Regions from separate parts of the Homo sapiens genome. Here region 1 is linked to region 2. A link is an interaction called in ENCODE POLR2A ChIA-PET data of the cell type or tissue named here. Cell type or tissue: MCF 10A. All regions are shown on one strand. Links, peaks and the distances in the headings refer to the core of each region. The heading gives the core; the rest is flanking DNA.

The links. ChIA-PET counts read pairs that join two places held together with the same protein. Peaks named below come from ENCODE experiments on the same cell type or tissue, not always from the same donor. Only the 100,000 strongest peaks of a DNase experiment are listed, where the experiment ranks them.
Region 1: POLR2A ChIA-PET joins it to region 2 with 10 read pairs; 5 of 35 experiments call an interaction of 5 or more read pairs at or near these places.

What each region holds. Positions count from the first base shown.
Region 1 is chr2:19,222,706-19,233,019 of GRCh38, reverse strand. No RefSeq gene overlaps it. Among named protein-coding and RNA genes, the nearest start is that of MIR4757, 120 kb to the left of the region's middle. RefSeq lists enhancers at 3,858-4,404, 3,489-4,688. In MCF 10A, for the core only: no CTCF peak of the experiment used is centred there; a DNase peak (open chromatin) is centred at 4,089.
Region 2 is chr2:19,343,723-19,354,036 of GRCh38, reverse strand. It overlaps OSR1 (odd-skipped related transcription factor 1), which reads left to right. Exons shown (of 3, transcript NM_145260.3): 2 at 200-896; 3 at 1,627-2,552. The coding sequence starts at 232. The coding sequence ends at 1,762. MIR4757 (microRNA 4757) reads right to left here and starts at 5,608; the gene lies at 5,532-5,608. RefSeq lists enhancers at 3,458-3,527, 5,851-5,980, 6,031-6,300, 6,451-6,510. In MCF 10A, for the core only: a CTCF peak has its summit at 3,766 (motif pointing left); DNase peaks (open chromatin) are centred at 5,656 and 5,976.

The DNA of each region.
Region 1 (10,314 bases), core at 801-8,800, 120 kb after region 2:
ACCAGCCTGATCAACATGGTGAAACCCCATCTCTAGTAAAAATACAAAATTAGCCAGGTGTGGTGGTGCATGCCTGTAATCCCAGCTATTCAGGAGGGCAAGGCAGGAGAATCGCTTGAATCCGGGAGGCAGAGGTTGCAGTGAGCCGAGATCACACCATTGCACTCCAGCCTGGGCAACAAGAGTGAAATTCTCAAAAGAAAAAAAAAAAAAAAGAACTGGAAACTACATTAATGAAATCAGGTTTTAATATTCTTATTAATTTAATAATTTCAATATTTACCTTAAATATTATTTTAAAATGGGAATTTCATTTGAAAAAAAATTTTTAGACAATGTCTTGCTATGTTGCCCAGGCTGGACTTTAACTCCTGGGCTTAAGCAATCCTCATGTCTCAGCCTCCTGAGTAGCTAGCTGGGACTACAAGGAATTTCAATATTTATTTTAAAAAACATGAAGAGTCTGTCATTGTCATGACCTGACTCCTGATTGCCACAGGCCCACTCTCTGCTTCATCCAGTGAGAGGAAGAATGACCTTTGTAACTCTTCTGTGAAGCTAAAAGTGAAAAGGAAAGATAAGCTTTGGTAACATTCTCTTACTTTTGAGAAACCATGAGCAGAAGTCAGAGGCATGAGCAGCGCTGGTCTGGGTCCCTTGCTGCAGGACTTGGCTGGTGCCTAGTGACAGGGAGGCCACATGGAGTACTGAGAATCAGGAATGGAAGAGAAGCATTGTCTCAGCCCCACTAGAAGGAACAGGCTTGGAACTAAGCAAGGCCCATTCCAGCCCTGGAAGAGGTCAAACAGAACATCCATAGGCTTAGGGAAAGACCTGACTATTCAAGAAAGGATGAGAAGCCTTCTCTAAGCAAGTATTTACTGAGCACCCAGTGACACCATCAGGACTTCAGGTATCATAGACACGATGGCCAGACCTTTAAGGAGCTTCTGGCTGGTATGAAGCCAAGAGTTCCGCACAGTACGCGGAAACTCACTTCTATAACGTAGACTTGCTGCTAGTCGTATGAGGATTCACAGGTAAACATGATCACATCTCACCAATTTGCCTCTTTCTGACCATATCTTATTCACTCATCTGTTGTCTATCAATTCCTGTTGCAGATGCCTAATCCAACTTCTGGCATAGAGAAGGCCCTTAGAGAAAAACATTGTGAATGAATGAATGAATGAATGAATGAATGAATGGGTGAGTGTGCTGGGTGTTGAATCAGGTCCTAGCCTTGATGTCCTAGGAAAGGGATTCTTGATGATGAGTTACAGGATTCTCTTTTACCAGGGAGAAGGGATCTTGGACACTAGGAATCTTTACTTATCCTTGAATGCTAGTTAATTAGGTCATTAGAGGGATGTTCTTTATTTCATAGGGTGCATTTCAATGCACAAAGAGGATCAAAGTTGAAGACTTTGGATTGTGTGCTATTAAAATATATGTGATAATTTTTTTCCCTTGAATTTAAGTTTAGAAATAAATGTGTCTCCAAAGATGGATTTAAATGTTTTGGATTTATAGGTATTAAACCAATGTACTTTCCCTTTTTTGTTGTTCAGAGTGCTTAAAACTTAAATCAGAGCCCAGCTGTTGTGCTAAACCTGTCTCAGTGCCTAATTCCATTGTCATTCTTACTTTACATTGCGTTTTTATCTTGGGATCATAGGATGGGTTTTCATGAAGCCCCCATATATTTGCAACAATTTCTGGGAAGAGAGGACATAGATATCAACATTTCCTTGGAAGGATTTGTGATTGTTCACAAAGTCCAAGAACCACAGGTTTAACTGATTTTCATTTTCAATGGTGATTCCCAGGACACACAAGCCTATAGTGACTGGTGAAGCTGAAGCAATAGATACTCAAGAGTAACTCTCTAGCTTATATCCCCCATTTTGTTACTGTGACCCCAATATCCTTACCCAACCCCTGTCTTACTTTGAAGGCAGGGTCCACAAAATACCAGTTGTACCAATGGCAGAGCTCAGCTGCCTCTCTCTTGCCCAGGGGTGAGATTCACTCTCTCCCACTATTTCCCGTAAGACCTTTGCAAGTCAAATACCTTACATCTTTTCATGCTATAAGCTGTGTGGGAAATGTGATGTACTTTCTGCTGCTCTCATTGCTTCTGAGAGCTGTATAATACTGTAGGGAGGCAGTCAGAAAAAAGCTGGAGTTCAAGAACTTCTAATGGAAACTTGGAAACAGTGCCAAAATCCAGTTTTCCTCCCTTGCTTTTCCTATTTGCAAAACAGCGTAGGAGATTGGGGCTAGTTGATTTCTAAGATAATGATGATTTTTCCCTTGACTCTTGACTTTTTTTTTTTTTTTTTTTTTTTGAGACAGTCTCACTCTGTTGCCCAGGCTGGAGTGCAGTGGCATGACCTCAGCTCACTCCAACCTCCATCTCCCGGCTTTGAGCAATTCTCCTGCCTCAGCCTCTCAAGTAGCTGGGATTACAGGTGCTTGCCACCATGCCTGACTAATTTTTGTGTTTTGAGTAGTGACAGAGTTTCACCATGTTGGCCAGGCTGGTCTCGAATTTCTGGCCTCAAGTGATCTACCCGCCTCGGCCTCCCAAAATGCTGGGATTGCAGGTGTGAGCCACCACACCTGGCCTTGAGTCCTACTTGCTGTTTCATTACTTGCTACCCAGAAAATTATCAATTTTTCTCATACCTCTTATCTCAAGTCTAAAATAAGAATGTCATTGTAAACTATCAATCCAGGGCAGGGGTGAAGATGGCTGGTGAGTGAGTAGTTAGCAATAATAATAACAGTGGAAAATGAAAGAGATTAAGTAATTTGCCCAGTGTCACAAAATAATGAGAAGCAGAGACCCAAACCCAGGCCTAGCTGACCCCCAAATCCATGCCCTGAAACACTTTGCAATACTACCAAGTGCAGAGGGGCATTTGCGAAGATCAATCATGGGATACAGGTTTGCCCTGAGTGATGACATCGCACATTAATCAAACTTCACTTGGGGGCAGGAACTGGATTCTAAAAGCAACCTGAAGGCTGCCAGAACTCGGAAGACAGAGTCACCTTCAATCTTTATGAAGCCAAGGGCACCAACTGAGCAATCTGGAAAGGACTTTTCTAGTTATTTCAAAGCTTAAATATGTAATAAAATTCTTGAAAATAGGAAATGCCAACCCTTTGTTCATATAGCTGTATTTTAAAAAATTATCCTAAGGATAGATTGAGAGGTGTACACAAAGTGAAACATACCCATGGTCACTTCAGTGAACATTTATAGTATCAAGAAAGATGAAATGAAGCCAGTGATCAACAAGAAGTTTGCACAAATACATACACATATACACAGTGGGACGTTAAGCAGACACTAAGCCCGTATGTGGAAGAGTACGTACAGACGGAGGAAAGTTTTCTTGTGATATTGCTAAGGAAAAAGGCAGGCTACAAAACAGTATTTATTTTTATTTCTTAAAAAATATATTCACAGCTTAAAAAATGGACTTGGGCAAATGTAATATTCACTTGCCCGGAGTGGTAAGACTCCAGGTGACTTTTGTTTTCCCCTTTGTGATTTCCCACTGTCTCTAATCTTTCTGTAATGAGCATGTATTACGTTTGTAGTCAGAAAAAATGTCTAATAAACATCATGTATTAAAGAAGCCAAATCCTGTCCCTGTAGCACTCAGCTCAGGAGTTATGCTGCTTTGTGGCCTCAGTGTCATACAGGATCTCTAGCCTTACAGGATTTCAGAGACTTACCCTCTAAGCTTCTGTCCTGAGGGCTCTGGCACTGGCCCTGAGCAAGTGCATTGGGTTGGAAGATAAGCTGAGTGTCACCTCTCCTGGATACAGGTAGTTACCCTTCTCTGCAAAGCCAGGTGACGGATCTGATCTCATGTACCAGACCCATTTCCCCTGAAGAAACTTCTTCCCCAACCCAGTGGACTGCCTTGTAAAGGGTGTCCCTTGTCTCCACTGGGTGGGCGTCTTTGTGCTACGGGATGTGGTGATTGTCAGCCTTTCCAGGGACTTCCTCAGGTCTTCAGGCAGGAGGCACTAGGCAGGCTAGGACAAGCTTGTGCTTGCCTGAATTTGCCCTGGCAACACTCAGGGCTCGGCTTTGCTCCATTGTCATGCATAAATAGCAGATAATCCTTTCAGAAGTAGGCAGGATTTAAGTCTTATAGTCACCTACCCAGAGGGAGCCATTGGCAGTGCTCAGCCCTCTCTGTGCTGTCTTGCTTAGGATGTGAGGGTGTTGGTTAGATAGGCTCAGTGTTGTAACCAGCAGTCCATGGACTCAGTGATTCTGAAGGGCAGCTGCCTGTCAACCTTTAAAAACATGGTCATCCCACTCTGAGATGACAAGAGCCACTCCTCTAGGTGAGTCCCTTCTATTTGTCGACACCATCTGGTTGGTGCCTGACCCCAGGGGCACTGGCCAAAATGTGGGGCTAGTTTGTGCTCACTCTAGGAGCTGAGGAGAAAGGTGGGCACCCTGAGCTGGAGAAAGGCTGCTTTCACAGTACTATGCCTGGGAGGACAAAACCCTGGACAGATTCAAGTGCAACTGCTTTTGCTCCTCTGACCTTGTGACCTGAATGGGGAAAAGTGCCTCTGTGAGCATTGTCGGCGGGTGGTGCAGGGAGAGGGCAACATTCAAAGCTCTGCTGTGCATGTGTTCCCTTGGTTTTCTTGCCTTTCTTTCTCCCCCTTTGAAATGAAAAATAAAGCCACCTGTCAAAGCTGGTGATATGTTCAGACCTGTAACCCACACAGATTCAGGAAGACTTCAAAGTGGAAACTCCTCGGATCTGATTACATTTCATCACAGATGGTAAATTTATGCCCTGAGCCCCCACCTCTGCTCTGACTTCTGTACTTTAAGCTGGTGAATAGAATATACAGTGGTGTTGTTTGCAGACTAATGAGTTAAATGCCATTTATTCTCTTAAACTTTAGAGACTATCTGGATTTCAACAGAGATGAAAATGAGACTTAGCTTTTTTTGTAGATTCCGGGCTCTGAAAGACATTTGCCTATTAGAAGATAAAACATTCCCTATCAGGGTGTCTGCCAACTTGATAGCACTTTAACTTGTAAAAATGGAAATAAAAATAGTGCATAAGTCACAGGGCTGTTATGAGCAATCATTAAGTTATTATGTGCAAAGCACTAGGAATACCGCCTGAGACAAATTAAGTGTGGTATATGAGTGAGGTATTGTTTTCCTGAGGCATCAGATACAGATGAGGCTGGAAAAAGGAAGGTGAGTCTGTGTGCTGACGATGTATCTGTAACTGTGTATGCCCCCTGTCTAGTAAACTCCACTGGCAGCCACTCCAGGCACACCATGACCTGACTCCAACTTAGCAAAAGGAGAAAGCCCTATGTCACATGGCTTGCTTCTGCAGCAATTTTACTCCAGAAAACACTGTCATGTCGCCTCCTCAGAGAAGACCTACCCAACTTTTGCTGTCTGTTATCTCTGAACTTATATAACACACATATTCAGGGCCATGGAATTTGGTCTTGGGATTGGACTGACTAAAAAAGTGCTGTTATTTGACTTATCCTATGAGGCTCTTTTTACTGCTTCTATGAGAGGAGCCCATGGGGCTTCTCTGTTGTTGCACAGATCTGTCAACTTCTGATTGTTGTTCAAGGCTCAGATAAAAAGCATTTATTAAGAAAAGAGTAGGAATGACTTGGAAGAGATGTTGGGCTCATTTTAGAACGTCTCCCCCCAAGGTTAAGCTGAGTAGCGCAGACCTGGGGAGCACTTCCCCATCCTGGCAAGGGAGAGTCTGTTACCTCATGTGCACAGAGCACTCATTTGTTTTCCAAATGGGTACAGCTAGCCCAGCAGGAGAGAACATTTCCCTCTGGTTCAGGGATGTTCCTTTGTTTCCTGCTCTGTCAGCTGTAAGGTTCAGGCAGCATCACGCCCCCACAGCCTCTCAGGGTACAAGGTGGGAGCTCTGGGTACATGCCTCTAGCTCATGAGTTGTTCCTGCCTGGCTCTTCCTCGGGCTGAGAAAGGATCCAAATGCAGTCTGGTTTGGTATTGAGTAGCTCCTCATGGCCACTTGACTACCGGCTAAAAAGCATCCCTAGAGAGAGCATTTCTAGGCTGTGCTCTTAGAGTAACTAAAGCTGTGTTAGGGGAATGTTTTCACATCAGGGTCCTAAGTTGGCTTTAGACTCCCATTGCTCTCTCCTCCTTTTCCTTTCTTTGTGGCACTTTCTACACAGATTAGAATCCTGTAAACATACTCTTTTAGACAATTGCTATTCCCACTGGCTCTTCAGCCAAGAATAGAGCATTCAACAGACATCTCCTGACTGCAGACTCTGCCCATGATCTCGAAGAAACAAAATAATTGCCGTCATCTTGGAGCTAACAGTCTCGTGGTGCAGACAGATATGTAAAGAGGGCAGAGTCCGTGGCAGTGGAGGTGTGTGCGGGATGGGGAGCTGGAAGGACCATGCTCTCCACAGGCTGCCTTCTCCAGCCTCCTCCAGGGGTGGCTTCCTTGTCTAATGGGAAACCGCCACAGCAGGGACCACCTCAGAAGGTGCCTTGGGGACACATAGATTCACCAGATGTAGACATCTTCTTTTTTGGGATTGATACTGGTATTAACTATGGCCTTCTCTCAGCTTTGAGGCTTTCAGAGAGGCCCTGTATCTCTACACTGAAACTTAGCCTGGTTCTTAATTTATCGGTCTTCTTCTGTGCACCTGGTCTTACTTCTCTCTGATTACCAGGTTAATTTAAACATCAAATGCTCTTAAGTTTTTTTTTTTTTTCTAGACTCCTCACCTTCTTACACCCATCCCAGCCCAACTTGCATGCAGTCTTCATAGCTTACTCATCCATCCTCAGCCTTTGCTTGACTTTTGGGAGGCACTGTCTATACCCTTCCTATAGAAACAGCCACTCCCATCCCAGGCCTGCCTCTGGTGTTGTGGTATCATAATGCCTTCAGTTTAAAATCCTGCTGAAATGCTCAGCACTTGTAAGAGAGCTCTCTTAGATTATGAATAATTTGGAACACAGATTGCTTCCCATATATTTTGGTGCCCCTTTCAAAGTCTAGAACAGTGGATTACGTGTGGTAGTTATTCAATATGTTTCTGTTTCTGATTGCTAATAATTTTACACACCTTATTTCTAAATCTGTCAATAAATACTGCTTGACCATATTACTCTTTCAAAATTAAAACAAACTCCTCACACACTTGTACACACAAGAATTACAATAGTTCCTGTTTATTGAATACTATGTGCCAGGCTGTAGATGACTTACATGCATCATTTTATTTTAACCCTTGTGATAACTCAGCAAAGTAAATATTATCTTTATAGTACAGATAAAGAAACTCTGGTTGTTGCAAGAGCCTGGATGAACGAAAATCTGTATGCCCACTGTTCATTCAATGATGATCTATGCCAATTGCCTAGTGTAAATGCCTCTGCCTGGGGGCAGTGGGATTTGGAAGGGATTTCATGGTGTATGAGAGGACAAGGGATTTTAGGACCCATGAGTCCCCCTGAATTGCAGAATTTTCTTTTTCTCTTTTGCAGTATTAAGCTTTAAGCAAAAGTTACTTTAAATAAAGTGATGACAATAAGAGGGTCATTTGGGTATTTTTACTCATCATGTGACTCAATATGGATTACTCAATATGGATTTAGCACAGCTGTATTTTAATAATCTAAGCCAGATTAAATGGATCCATGTTTGAAATGTGTATTTTATTTAACAATGTGTTACTTGCAGTACTTTAGATACAAGTGGGCTTCTAAGTTCCTGTTGAGGAAGCTGTGTGGATGTTCAATGAGCTACAGTTTTCACAAGATTTGTCTCTTCCAAATCTTATAAAAAAATAAGCTTCAGTAGCTCATGTGTTTCTCAAATAAATGAACACTAATCAAGTCACACAGTTCAGTTCATTTAGTTTTTAAAATAGCTCCATGCTATTTTACTTTAAAAATCTTAAGAGATTTCCTGAAGAGATCATTACCACCAAGTTGGTACTGACTTGTGGAGGCAATAAAACAAATAAAGTCATTAAAAATAATTTGAACAAAAGGAGTAACTTGATATCATGCCGTCTACCTTCGGTTAAAATGACATTTTAAAGTTCTCTTTCATCTTACTCAACAGATCTCTAAAAGAAAAAGATGTGATTAATAAATTATCCTCCATAAATCTTATGATAACTATTATAGTCTTTGGAGAATTATGAATCCACATCTGGAAAAAGTATTTTATATGCTACTGCCTGTAAAGCAGCATGCCATGCATTTTACAAGTGCACATTAGTAAGTAAAAATACGGTATGTTTTTTGTGTTCATCATTTTCCCCTCCAAAAGAAGTGTAAGCCTAGTTTATTTCATAATAAAGAGTGCTAATAAAGTTTATGTGAAGCTTGTTTTCTGCCCTTACTTTGGTGCTGATGCAGTTTTGGTAGGTTATTTGGAATGGGCTCTCTATGAGAACTCAAGGAAGCCTTCACTATAAGCTGACTTGGTTGGTGCCCTTAGAACCCCTGTGTGGGCAGAGGCCAGCTGGTCCAGAAACATCACAGGAGTAAGCAGAACACATAAGAACCACACACTTCACTTTTCTCATGTGCTTTTGAATTTGATCCCTTTTATACTATTTTAAATGCACAAGTCTCAGGAGCTAGTGATTCAAAATGCAAGGTTGGCTCATTTTTTGAATTAGGAATTTGATTAAACTTAAACATTGGTTAAATAAAACGAGCAAAGTACTTTGAGAGCCAACAATGATCCCTTGGAAATAGAAAATGTTTTTTCGTTTCCAAGCAGCTGTTTGCAATAAGAAATGGCTGGTGAAAGAGAAGGACGCAGTTAAGTGAAGGTAACCCCTCCAGGGTTTTATGGTGCTCTGTAGTCATGTGAGCACAGTCAGTGATAAATATCGCAATAGAGGTTTCAATGTGCCTGGTTTTATTTTCACGTGGATGCTTGAATACATTTCAACTCAAGTCACAGAATGCATTTAATGACTGTGGAAAAGCACGATCATAACATACACAAAAGCAACCTTAGAAAAAAGAGATGTATGAGTCTCATTTCTATAAGAATAACCTACAACAACCCATAACAAAAACACCTGTAAACCAAATTTTCTTTTGTTTGGATTTTGGAAAAGCAGCAGGCTATCTACTAAGTAAATACCAGGCCTTTGGGCTCTAGAAACTTTTAATGCATTTATCTTTTGGGCCTTGTTTCCAAACATTTAGAATTACCAGATAAAGGGCTTGTGATGCTGTTGCATAGTGAGGACCTTAAAGGTCACTGAGTCCAGCCCCATTACTTCACAGATGAGGAAGCTGAGGAGCAGAGTGAGAACCAATGACTCACGAAGACAGGATTAGGACCAGTGTTTCCTAAATTTAGGCCTCCCAACTCCTAATCACTCCAGTAGATTGAAAATACTTCTAATTTAAAATGGGGGCAGCATGTCATGTGAGGAGTGGGGTCTGCATTCCTTTAAGAGAATCATCAAAATACATTTTCTAGAATCCAGTGACATTTATTGACAAAGGCAATTGATAGTTCCATTCAAAGTGTCACGAAAACATCACCTGATTACTATGAGATAGGTAAATGTAGGTATCTTTGCTTCACTCAGGGAACACTGGGAAATAGTTTTATTGTTCTAAATTTCTAGAATTATTTCTACCAATAACTAGATGTGTGAGCTGGCATAATTCTCACAAAAGCTATGCCCCTAAATTTCTTCAATTTTAAAATAAAAACAGTAAAGATGATTGTAAAGCTACCTTTTAAATAAAAATATATGTTTTAAAAAGTTCCAGTAGGGGTCTTCTAATGTCCGTTTCCATTTCTAACCAGCGCCTATGGATGTGATGATATCAGGCATTGCTGTTTAACAAACCACTCCAGAACTTAGAGGCTTAAACTAGCAATCATTTATTGAGCTCTTGGTTCTGTGGGTTGCTGATTTGGTCTGGGCTCACTCATGTATCCTGATGAATGTACTTCTGAGGGTGAATGGGTTATTGGCTATTGGGGTGCTCATCTGGGCACATGGCTTCTTTTCTTATATAAGCTAGCCTGGGCTTCTTCACATCTTGGTTGCAAGTTCTAAGAGATGGAGTAGAGTTAATCAAGCCCTCTTGAGGCCTACACTTCAAACTGGCACACCATTATTTTTATGTCATTATATTGCCAAGTCACAAGACCAGGCAAATTCAAATAGAAGGAGAAAAAGACTCTTCCTATTGTTGAAAAGTCACAGTTCAAAGTCAAACTGACA
Region 2 (10,314 bases), core at 1,210-9,209:
TGAAAAGAGGGCTCCCCTGCGTCTTACATTCCCACCCTCTTTGTGAGGGCAGTGGGTTTTGGGAATGGGGTCTTAGACTCTTAGCTCCTGCGCTGGGTGTGAGGAGAGGGTGTGGCTCGGCTGGAATTCAGGAGGAAGGCGACCCACCCTGAACTTCTTTATTCCTCTCCACGCCCCTGCCTTCTTCTTTTCTTTGCAGATCCGGATTGAGAAGCCACTGCAACTACCGAAATGGGCAGCAAAACCTTGCCGGCGCCGGTGCCTATCCACCCTTCCCTGCAGCTCACCAACTACTCCTTCCTTCAGGCAGTGAACGGCCTGCCCACAGTGCCTTCGGACCATCTGCCCAACCTGTATGGTTTCAGCGCGTTGCACGCTGTGCACCTGCATCAGTGGACGCTGGGCTACCCGGCCATGCACTTGCCGCGCTCTTCTTTCTCCAAAGTGCCGGGCACGGTGTCCAGCTTGGTGGATGCGCGCTTCCAGCTGCCCGCCTTTCCCTGGTTCCCTCATGTCATTCAACCCAAGCCCGAGATCACCGCTGGAGGCAGCGTTCCAGCGCTCAAGACCAAGCCGCGCTTTGATTTTGCCAACCTGGCCTTGGCAGCAACGCAAGAAGATCCGGCCAAGCTCGGTCGCGGGGAGGGCCCAGGCTCCCCTGCAGGTGGGCTGGGTGCCCTCCTCGACGTGACCAAGCTGTCTCCAGAAAAGAAGCCCACAAGGGGACGTCTGCCTTCCAAGACCAAGAAGGAATTCGTCTGCAAGTTCTGTGGCCGCCACTTCACCAAGTCCTACAACCTACTTATCCATGAGCGGACGCACACCGACGAGCGGCCCTACACCTGTGACATCTGCCACAAAGCCTTCCGGAGGCAAGACCACCTGCGAGACCACAGGTGCGGCACTGCGGGTGGCGCAAGAGAGAGCTCTCTGCCTCTGGCCTCACCATCTTTCTCCCTAACGAGGTTCTTGAGACCCCCTACTGGCTCCAAGCCTCTGGAGCTTCAGGGAATTCTTTAAAATCAAGAAGGAAAGCCTAGGAGATCCAGGGATAGGTTTTGGAGCATGGGTTCAGGAAATGTGGGAATAAAGAGGACCCAAGATTAAGTGAGGTCTCCGTGAGCTCCAGACAAGCACACAGCTTCCTCTGCCCCACTTCCTCCATCCTCAGGGGTGTGACATGTGACACATGTGACAGTTAAGTATTTGAAATGTCTGAGAAACTAATTTAGTTTTATTTAATTTTAAGTAATTTTAATTTTAATAAGCACACATGCTAGCGGCTACCATCTTCGACAGCGCAGGTCGAGCAAATTGTCCGACCCCAGCTCCCTTTACTCATCTTCAGTGTTGACCTTATAAGGAGGCCAAGTTTGCCCCTCCTGCCCACCAGGAAGGCACCTTAAACAGGTGGCTGAACCTGTTTAAGGATCAGACTTTGCTAAAGCATCTCCTTTACCTCCCCACTCCATCCCCAATTAACATTTTGTCCCATCCACACTTGGTACCTGACTATACACTTTTCCTTTGAGGGCAAGTGCCCCACAGCAGTGGGAGGGGATCTTGGGCAACTGTTTATAACATTGCATCATTTTGCAAGGATGAACTCTCTGTTTCTGCCCTCAGATATATTCACTCCAAAGAGAAGCCCTTCAAGTGTCAAGAGTGTGGGAAAGGATTCTGCCAGTCCAGGACTCTCGCTGTCCACAAGACGCTACACTCACAGGTGAAGGAGCTCAAAACCTCCAAGATCAAATGCTAAATAGAACCTGTGGGTCACAAGGACCCTAGGCCCAGCGGCCCTCTCCTCCATAGGGACCAGAAGCCTGACTCTGGCGGGCAGCGGGAGAGGCGCTCGCTCGGGACCTTCCACCTCTCCAACATTGTCCCCTGGGTCCCTGGCGCACGCGGCACTTCAGAGCCCCGCCCGGGGCCGCGACCCCGACCGTCCCTGCTGCTCCCCTAGGACGCGGCTAAACTCTTGGCCAAAAGGCGGTACTCACGTGGCGGAAGGGAAACTGCATTAAAAAAAGAACGAAAGCTCCGCGGAGCCGCAGCGGCGCCTCTCCCAGAAGTATTACTTTTTCTATTGTTATTTTATACGTTTTCTTTTTTATTTTTGTCTTTGACCATATAAGCTTGTAACTCTGACTGCGGAGAGTGAGTGGAGAGAGGAGAGGCAACGAAGTCCTTAGCACTGGCAGCTCCCACCTCCTCCTCCCGCCCCTGCCCCCACCCCCGGAGCCTGCAAAAGTGTAATCCCTGTATCTGCTTCAGCCTCCTGCCCTAGGGACCGCGGGGCAGCCCCCTCCCAGCTCTTGCAGCTCAGCTGGCGGCCGTGGGCTCCGGGACTAGGAGAGCGGGACGGGGACCTCGGGCCTGGGGTCTGCAGGGGGCCCGGCCTCCGCTGCCGCGACACTGCGAGGGAGCAGCCAGCCAAGAGCCGGGCGTTATATTGCGATTGGCACTTTATGCTGACCATCGGTAACGGACATTTATCACTGGAGTTTTTTTTTTTTTTAACTATTAAATAAACGGTTATTTTACAGGCATTGCAGGATGGGTAATTTCCCTCCTAAACGCAGGAAACCGGTTGGGTCCTCTCTTTGAGAGGACCAGGTTTCTCTGCTGGACGCCAGCGTGTCCCCCTCCTACCACCCCGTCTTATTAGGATGACAGGGCTGAGATGTGTGGAGCAACGTCCTCTCTCCCGGTTAGGTCTGCCTCCGCCCCACCATGTATTGATTTTCCTACTTTTCTCCTCCGCCTCAGGGATAGGGTCTCAGCCTTCCCACTCCTCACCGCTAAAGTGCTGTGAGTTTACGAAGAACCTAAGCCTGAAGGCAGAAAACCGCCCGTGAGAAATCCCAGAGTCTCTGGGTGCTGAGACAGCGTCTCTGGGTGCTGAGATCGCTTAGGGTGCAAGAAGAGAAGAGAATGTCTTTCCCCACCCTAACCGAAGGCCTCCCTCCTGGCCTCTGGCTTTGGGGTGGGAAGGACCCGCCCTCACAGAGCCTCAGAGCTGTAATATTTCCCGTTCCCCGGGTCTCAACACTCGGGTGCAAATACACAATGACCGCTGCCTCCCCGGAACCCCAAACCAACATCACTCCCTCCCTTAGGGTCCCTCAGACACAATTCTCTGCTTGGGACTTGTCCCCTCCTAGGATCGAGGCTCTGCACCCGCGAAGATTCCCTACAATTTTAAAGCCTTGTCAGGAATGGTGGGGGCGGGCGCCCTGGGAGGCCCGGGACGCTTAGGAGGAAAAATTCGAGTCCGCCTTCCATAAGCTGAACCTTCCCTGGGGTGTCTAGTTTTCCCACAGTTAGAAGCCAGGCCGCCGGGGCTCTTCTCCTTGGGGCAAGGCGGGGCTCCCCCCAGCTCCAGCGCCCTGACCGCGGGACCGCGCAGGCGGTGGCGCCCGCGGCCTTTCCCAAGCGCAGGATGGCCTCTCCAGCTTCAGCGCCCGGAGCGCGGCGGCCGCGGATGACAACTGGACTATAAGCTTCCCTGCTGCAGGCACCAAAAATCCCAGCCTCAAGCCGGGCCCTGCTGGCTGAGAAAGCGGCAGGGGATGCAGAAGTTAAAACGCTCTGGGCTTTCACCACCCCATCCCCACCTCCTCCGGGAACGCTCCTGAGTCCTGTGCGGGCTAGAACTTCGAGGCCCGGGAACCCAACTGGGCACTGGAGGCTGGCCCTGCCGGCGCGGACCAGCCCTGGCCTCCACGCTCAGAGCCACGCTGCCCCCTGCTGGCCAGCCCTGGAGGGGCGGCCCAGGACTTGGCACCTCAAGGGGTCTTGCCCGCAACCTCGCGAAACCACCAAGCATCTATGTGTTTGGTCCCAAAATCTTGACTGGCCCCAGGACCCACTGTGGATGAGGGGCAGGGCGCTGCTGAGTCTGGTCTGGTCTGAGGGATCTTCATTAGTTGGGCACTATCCCAATCCTTCTTCCAAGCAGTTCACAAGGTCGCGCGCGGCCCAGGATTATGCCCCCATTCCTGAGAACTGGGGCCTCTGAGTGCGTGGAAGTGGGGCTAGCCAGTAGGTTTGCGGGTGGTGTAGACGGTCTGCGCCCAAGCGGCGCACGCAGGTTGTGGTGTGGTTTGTGCCTGACCATAGCTTGTACTAGGGTCAACTGCAGAATCTTCCTTGGTTTCTTTATGAAGCCCCAGGAGGCTGCGGGCCATGGTTGCTCCAAAACAACCAGAGTGCATGGGTGAACACACACACACACAGGGTGCCCTTCCTAGTCCCTTGGCTCTTTCTGGGATGCTATCCTTGGGGTTGTCTATGGCTGCTCTTCCCTAGCCCCTGACATCCCTCCACCTCCCAGAACACATCATTCCACCTCCCTGAAGATCGAGCCTCTGCAGTTCCCGGGGCCTCAGGAAGCTACAAATGCGGTGAAATGGGGAGGTTTGCCAGCCACGTTAATCCTTTTTGGGTCACCCCACCTCCAGCACTGTGAAAACCCACCCAGTCCAAGGTCTGCAACTGAATGTCAGTATCAAGTGTGCATCCTCAAAATAACAGATTTCCAGTGCAGAATTTTAAATTGGGGATGGGGAATGGAGGGTGGGACAGGATGATGCGCAGCAACTCCCTGGCCCTCTCAGAATGCCCCTATTTGCTCTACTGATGTTTGCTGTTATCCCGGTGGACTCAGAGATCACGTCTCCCTGCAGCTTGTTCTAGTGATTCATAGACTGTGCAGAAACAGTAACTACAGGTGGAAAGGCCGGCTGGGCCTGTGGGCCATCCGACCCTATCCAGGCTACAATTCCCAGGTGATGTGGTTGGTTGATGTGGTTGGAAACTAGTGCCCCAGTTTCCTGCTCATACTCAGTGTGGGTTGCACAAAAAGTGCAATTGAGAGGGTCAGAAATGTTGGGTGGGTTTCCTTGCCTGCCCCAATTTTTCCCCCAATGCATCTCTAGAAAGTCCCAGCTCTTGTCTCCTCTCCAGACCCCCATCACAATAAGCTTCGCTGGTCCCAGTGACTGTGTGGCGCTCAGCGTTGCTGGGGCTATTTTTCAGGAGAAAAAGAGGCCGATGGTGCTGGCCAGGTGGAGTTCAGCTGGGGCCCTTCTCAAAGCTGCTAGGCCTGAAGTTTTTGTGTACGGCTGGGGAAGCTATCTGGCCTAGGACAGCCTCTTGGGCAGGGAGGGCGGAAGGTGCCAGAGACCCTGGGCACAGCCCGGAACTGCCAGATGCTGTCTCCGGTAAGATATCAGGTGCTTCCAGGGAAAAGAACAGCTTGCAGGAGCTTCTTCCTGGGAGAGAGTGTTTCAGGTTCTACCCCCTATTTCCAGAGTGTAGTTAGGGGTTAGGGACCCACTAAAAAATGTTTTCCCGCGTACTTCCTTGCCGCGGAATTCACTGCTCACATTGTGGGGAGGGACGCAATGTGATGCTCTGGGACTCCCTGACGTGACCTCAGCTCCCAGAACCTGAGGACCTGATATCCTAAATCCCCTAGAATCTTGGTGTCCCCATAGCCGGCTCAAAAGAGTCCCGTCCCACCTCTCAGAGCGCGAAGCCTCTGTGACGTCATGGTCTCCTCCCGCAGACACCGTGACGTCACAGAGGCCTCGGGCTGGAACACAAGGCTTGAATGAGGTCCACAGAGGCATTCCATTACGTAACTTCGTGACGTCACAGATGGGCCCCGCCTCGGGCTAACATATCCACACCTCTCAGCCCCGCCCCGCCCCGCCCCGCGAATCGGCCCAGGCAGGCGCCACGAATCGGTTCGTCTCCACTAACACGATCCGCAGACCCGAAGCGTTGGCAGCTGTCCTGAGTGAAGGGCGGTGCCCTGCAGCGTCCTCTTCTTGAATCAGTGGTTTAGAGTGGTCTCCCTGCCCGCGGGGTTTCAGGGCAGCAGTTGCCGCGGCGTACTCATCCCACCCACTTCTGCGCCCACTATGGCCGCGCCCACTGCGGCCCCGCCCTCCTCTCCCACTGCGCAAGCGCCACGCGCAGGCGCAAAAGGAACTCGCAGGCCAGTGCTGCTGGTGCCGGAGTCCGGAAGCTGACGGCGGTGCGTGGAAATCGTCGCGGAGTTCAGTGTTTTGCTTTTGGGGATCACAAACTCAGGGGCACACTGGCCCGGCGGGCGCATCCAGCCGTTGGCGTATGTGTGGGCAGAAAATGCAGACGAGAAAGTGGGTGGCGCTTGGCTAATGCGGGCTGGAGCCCTTGACTTGGAGTGCCCAGTCCAGCGCCGCGGTCCTACAGAGGCCCCTGGGATCTGAGCTGGCGAGGGTGGCGCGGCGGGTCCTACCCAAGGCCAGAAAGTTCGCTGCGGTCCCAGCTCTTTTGGGCAGCCTCTCTGAGGTAGAGCTCTCAGACGGTCTTCAGCCCGGTGGAACGCCCTGGTGTCCCACTCCACCCGTTCATCCCGACTTCCTGGGCCGTCTCTAGAGCCCAGTTGGTAGTTGGGCCCAGTTGGCATATGTTTCAGATGAAAAATTCATTACGGACTTGAGATGCTAGGTTGGAGACAAATCTCATGTCAGTGGCAGAGAAAGAATTCGAAGCTGTGCTTTCATTGAGGGGAAGGGCCAGAAGACCCAGCTCTAGGTTTTTCTGACAAGCACAAGTTTTGGGGAAGTCCCTGTGCTTCACTAGCCTCAGTTTTCTTCCTATAATGGGGGTAGGGCTTTTCCTACCTACCTCATTCACTTTGTGTAGAGTTAAAAGTAATACACATTTTGCCAATAATGTATTCACTGCTTGAACCAAAAACTACCCTAATGTGTTGTAGAACAACTTTGGCATGTATGAAGGCCTTGTAAATGTTGATGATGATGATGCTTAGAAATGCCTCTCAGCATTTTGACGTAGCCTGCCTCCCAACCTACTGTATTCCCAGGAGATACCACCCCCATCTTTATTATAACAGAGGCATCCTGAAATGAAATGAGAGAGGAAGAATATCACTGAACTGGTGGACTTCTTGAAACCCCCGGCAAAAAGCCTTTTTTCAATGACGTAGGGAGCAATGGATTAATCAGTTCACAAATTGTTATGTTTGGTTGGGATGATGTGTCATGGCCCTATGTCAGAGCGCTACTCACCACACGTTTGTGGAACCCAGGGAGTTAAAAAACAACCTATGGCGACTGAGGTGTGGAGCTGGGGAAGGAGCCTATGTACGTATGTGGCAAGTGTGACTGCAAAGATAGGGAAGTGCTTAAACACAGGCTTGCAGAGTGAAAGCTTCCTTGTGGATTTGTGTTTTCTTATGATTGATTGATTGAAACAAGTTCTCCCTCAGTTGCCTAGGCTGGATTGCAGCGGTGCGATCAGGACTCATTGCATCCTCAACCTCCCCGACTCAAGCAGTCCTCCCACCTCAGCCTCCTGAGTAGCAAGGCTACAGGTGTGTGCCACCACGTCTGGTAATTTTTTCTACTTTTTTTGTGTAGAGACGAGCTCTTGCTATGTTGCTTAGACTGGTCTTGAACTCCTGGTCTCAAGTGATCCTCCCACCTTGGCCTCCCAAAGTGCTGGGATTACAGGCGTGAGGCACCATGCCTGACCCATTTGTTTTCTTTGACTTGTGTTAGAGCATCCTAGTCTAAAGAAAAAGTGGCCACACAATGTTCTTTATGTGGACTTCTGCAGGAATGGTCCTCTCACCCAGTCACCCAGTCCTGGCAATTTGCTGCCATTTTTTTTGGTCATTTTTCCTGGCTAAGTCTAGTTCCAGCTCCAGAGATTAGAATATGAAAGGATTAACCCCCCAAAATGGGATGGAGGGATGAATGAGTTGAAAGTTTTTGTTTCCCTTTTCCAAACACTGAGTTGGCTCTCATCAGCACAGCTGTCTCTGGGGATGTATAAAGCGTAATTAATACATTTTAAATGTTTGGTTTCAACTTTTTTTGCTAGTGAGATAAGATAAGGAGTTTTTGTCATGACAAGGGAAGGGGTGGATTTCTTTCTATCATTTGCAGGAGTGGGTACCACTTGGATCCTGTAGGTAGACAGTTGCATGAGATGATAAACTTTATAGGGGGCATGGAAGAAAGCCAGTGGAGATGGGGAAGGAATGGCTAGACTCTTTAGCTTCCTGACAACCAGAGGGGGAAAATGAACTTCCAGAGAATTTGGGTTTTGCCTTAAATATTGAAATTTGCTTGGGCATTTGGTCCACTTCTTAATTAACCTGGGTCCAGAACTGAATGTCTTTGCAGTCGGAGCTCAGAATTGCTTTGGTATCTCACAGTACACATAGCATTTCCCTGTTGGTGTACGGTAGGCCAAGGACCAGAGCATGTGTTGTGCTGTAGCCAAAAGGAATAGTCTCCATGACCTTATCGTTGGAGAGATCATTGGACACTGAAATAGTTGAGCATGGACACTCTAAGATGGGTGGAAATACTAGAAGAGTTATTATTAGCAGAGGGATCTATGTATCCATAAGATCCATATTTTTAATTATAATGTTCATATCTTCTATATTCTTTTTAATAAATGGTGCTGGGAAAACTGGCTAGCCATATGTAGAAAGCTGAAACTGGATCCCTTCCTTACACCTTATACAAAAATTAATTCAAGATGGATTAAAGACTTAAACGTTAGACCTAAAACCATAAAAACCCTAGAAGAAAACCTAGGCATTACCATTCAGGACATAGGCATGGGCAAGGACTTCATGTCTAAAACACCAAAAGCAATGGCAACAAAAGCCAAAATTGACAAATGGAATCTAATTAAACTAAAGAGCTTCTGCACAGCAAAAGAAACTACCATCAGAGTGAACAGGCAACCTACAAAATGGGAGAAAATTTTCGCAACCTACTCATCTGACAAAGGACTAATATCCAGAATCTTTAATGTCTTGATTTCTTTACCTGTTAATTCCTAACTGACACTTTAGTGTGTATTAAAAACTCCCGCCGTGATGGTGGAACTGTCATTTTCTTATTGTAGTTCCATCAAAGATATATAAATTATATATACATATATACAAAAATTATATATATGTACACACATATACATGTATGACTGTTTAAGCTATTTACATTTATTGTGATGTCTATATTGCTGTTATCTTCTACCATCTCACTTTATGTTTCTAGTTGTCCAACTGTTTTAATGCCCCTTTTCTGACTTCCTCTGAATAAAATGATAAGCTTTCGCTTAATTTCTTTAGTGCTTACTCTTGAATGTTTAATATGTTTACTTAGCTTAAAGTCTCAATCAGTAACATCACTTACCTTTTTAATAATATAATAAATACAGCAACTTCGGTCACACCTGACCAAGATCCCAGTTTATATGTCCCACAAAATTCATTAGGCTCTTTACCCTCACCACCCTTCTCACCACTCCTGGGCCTTGGCTGCTCACCTGAGGCATTGCTTCCTTTGGATTTTCGGTGGCTGCATGGAAGACCAGCTTATCCTTGAGTTCACCCTGACCATGGTTACATTTGTCTCTCCATGACAGTCAGTAGTGCTCTTGGGAATTCAGCGTGGCAGTTGGGACAATGGCAGGGGCTGGGGCTTTACCTCTGTGGGAAAAGTATGAAACATTGCTAGGGCTTTTCCAGCCAGAAAGCTGGGCAAGCTTTTGCCCCTAGCAAAGGATAAGTTTTATTTTAATTGTCATAAGTGTGTATTTAACTGGGCCAAGGAGGATTGGAAGTGCTGGGGAAAGCATTCAGTTGTAATACATTCCTTCAGCTTTACCCCCAAATGTTTTAATTTGAAAATTTCCAAGCATATAGAAAAATTGAAATAATTTTATAGTGAGCATCCATAGAATGGATTTCTTTGAGTTTATCCTCCTTGGGGTTTTCTCAGATTCTTAGTCTGTAGGTTTATGCCTTTTTTCATATTTGAAAATGTTTCAGCCAATTACCACCTAGATTTCACAATTGGTCTTTTACTATACTTGCTTTCTCACAGTCATCCATCAATCTATCCTTCCAACATTTTTAAAAATGAAAATTTGCAAACATACAGAATAATAGAAAGAATAGTACAAAACACACCCTCAGATTATCCTCATAGAGTCAACAATTGACAATGTTTTATTCTATTTGTTTCCCTCTCTGTCTTTCTCTCTGAATCATTTGAAAGTCAGTTCCACACTTCATTATATTTCATCCCTAAATATTTCAGCACATATCTCTTAGAAATAGACATTATCCTACATAACCACATTATTATGACACTAAAGAAAGTTAACAATTTTATATCATTTCATGATCAAATGTTCCATCTATATTTGTTTCTCCAAATTTTCCAACCTCTTGTATTTTTAAAAATCAGAAACCAATAAAACTTCTTA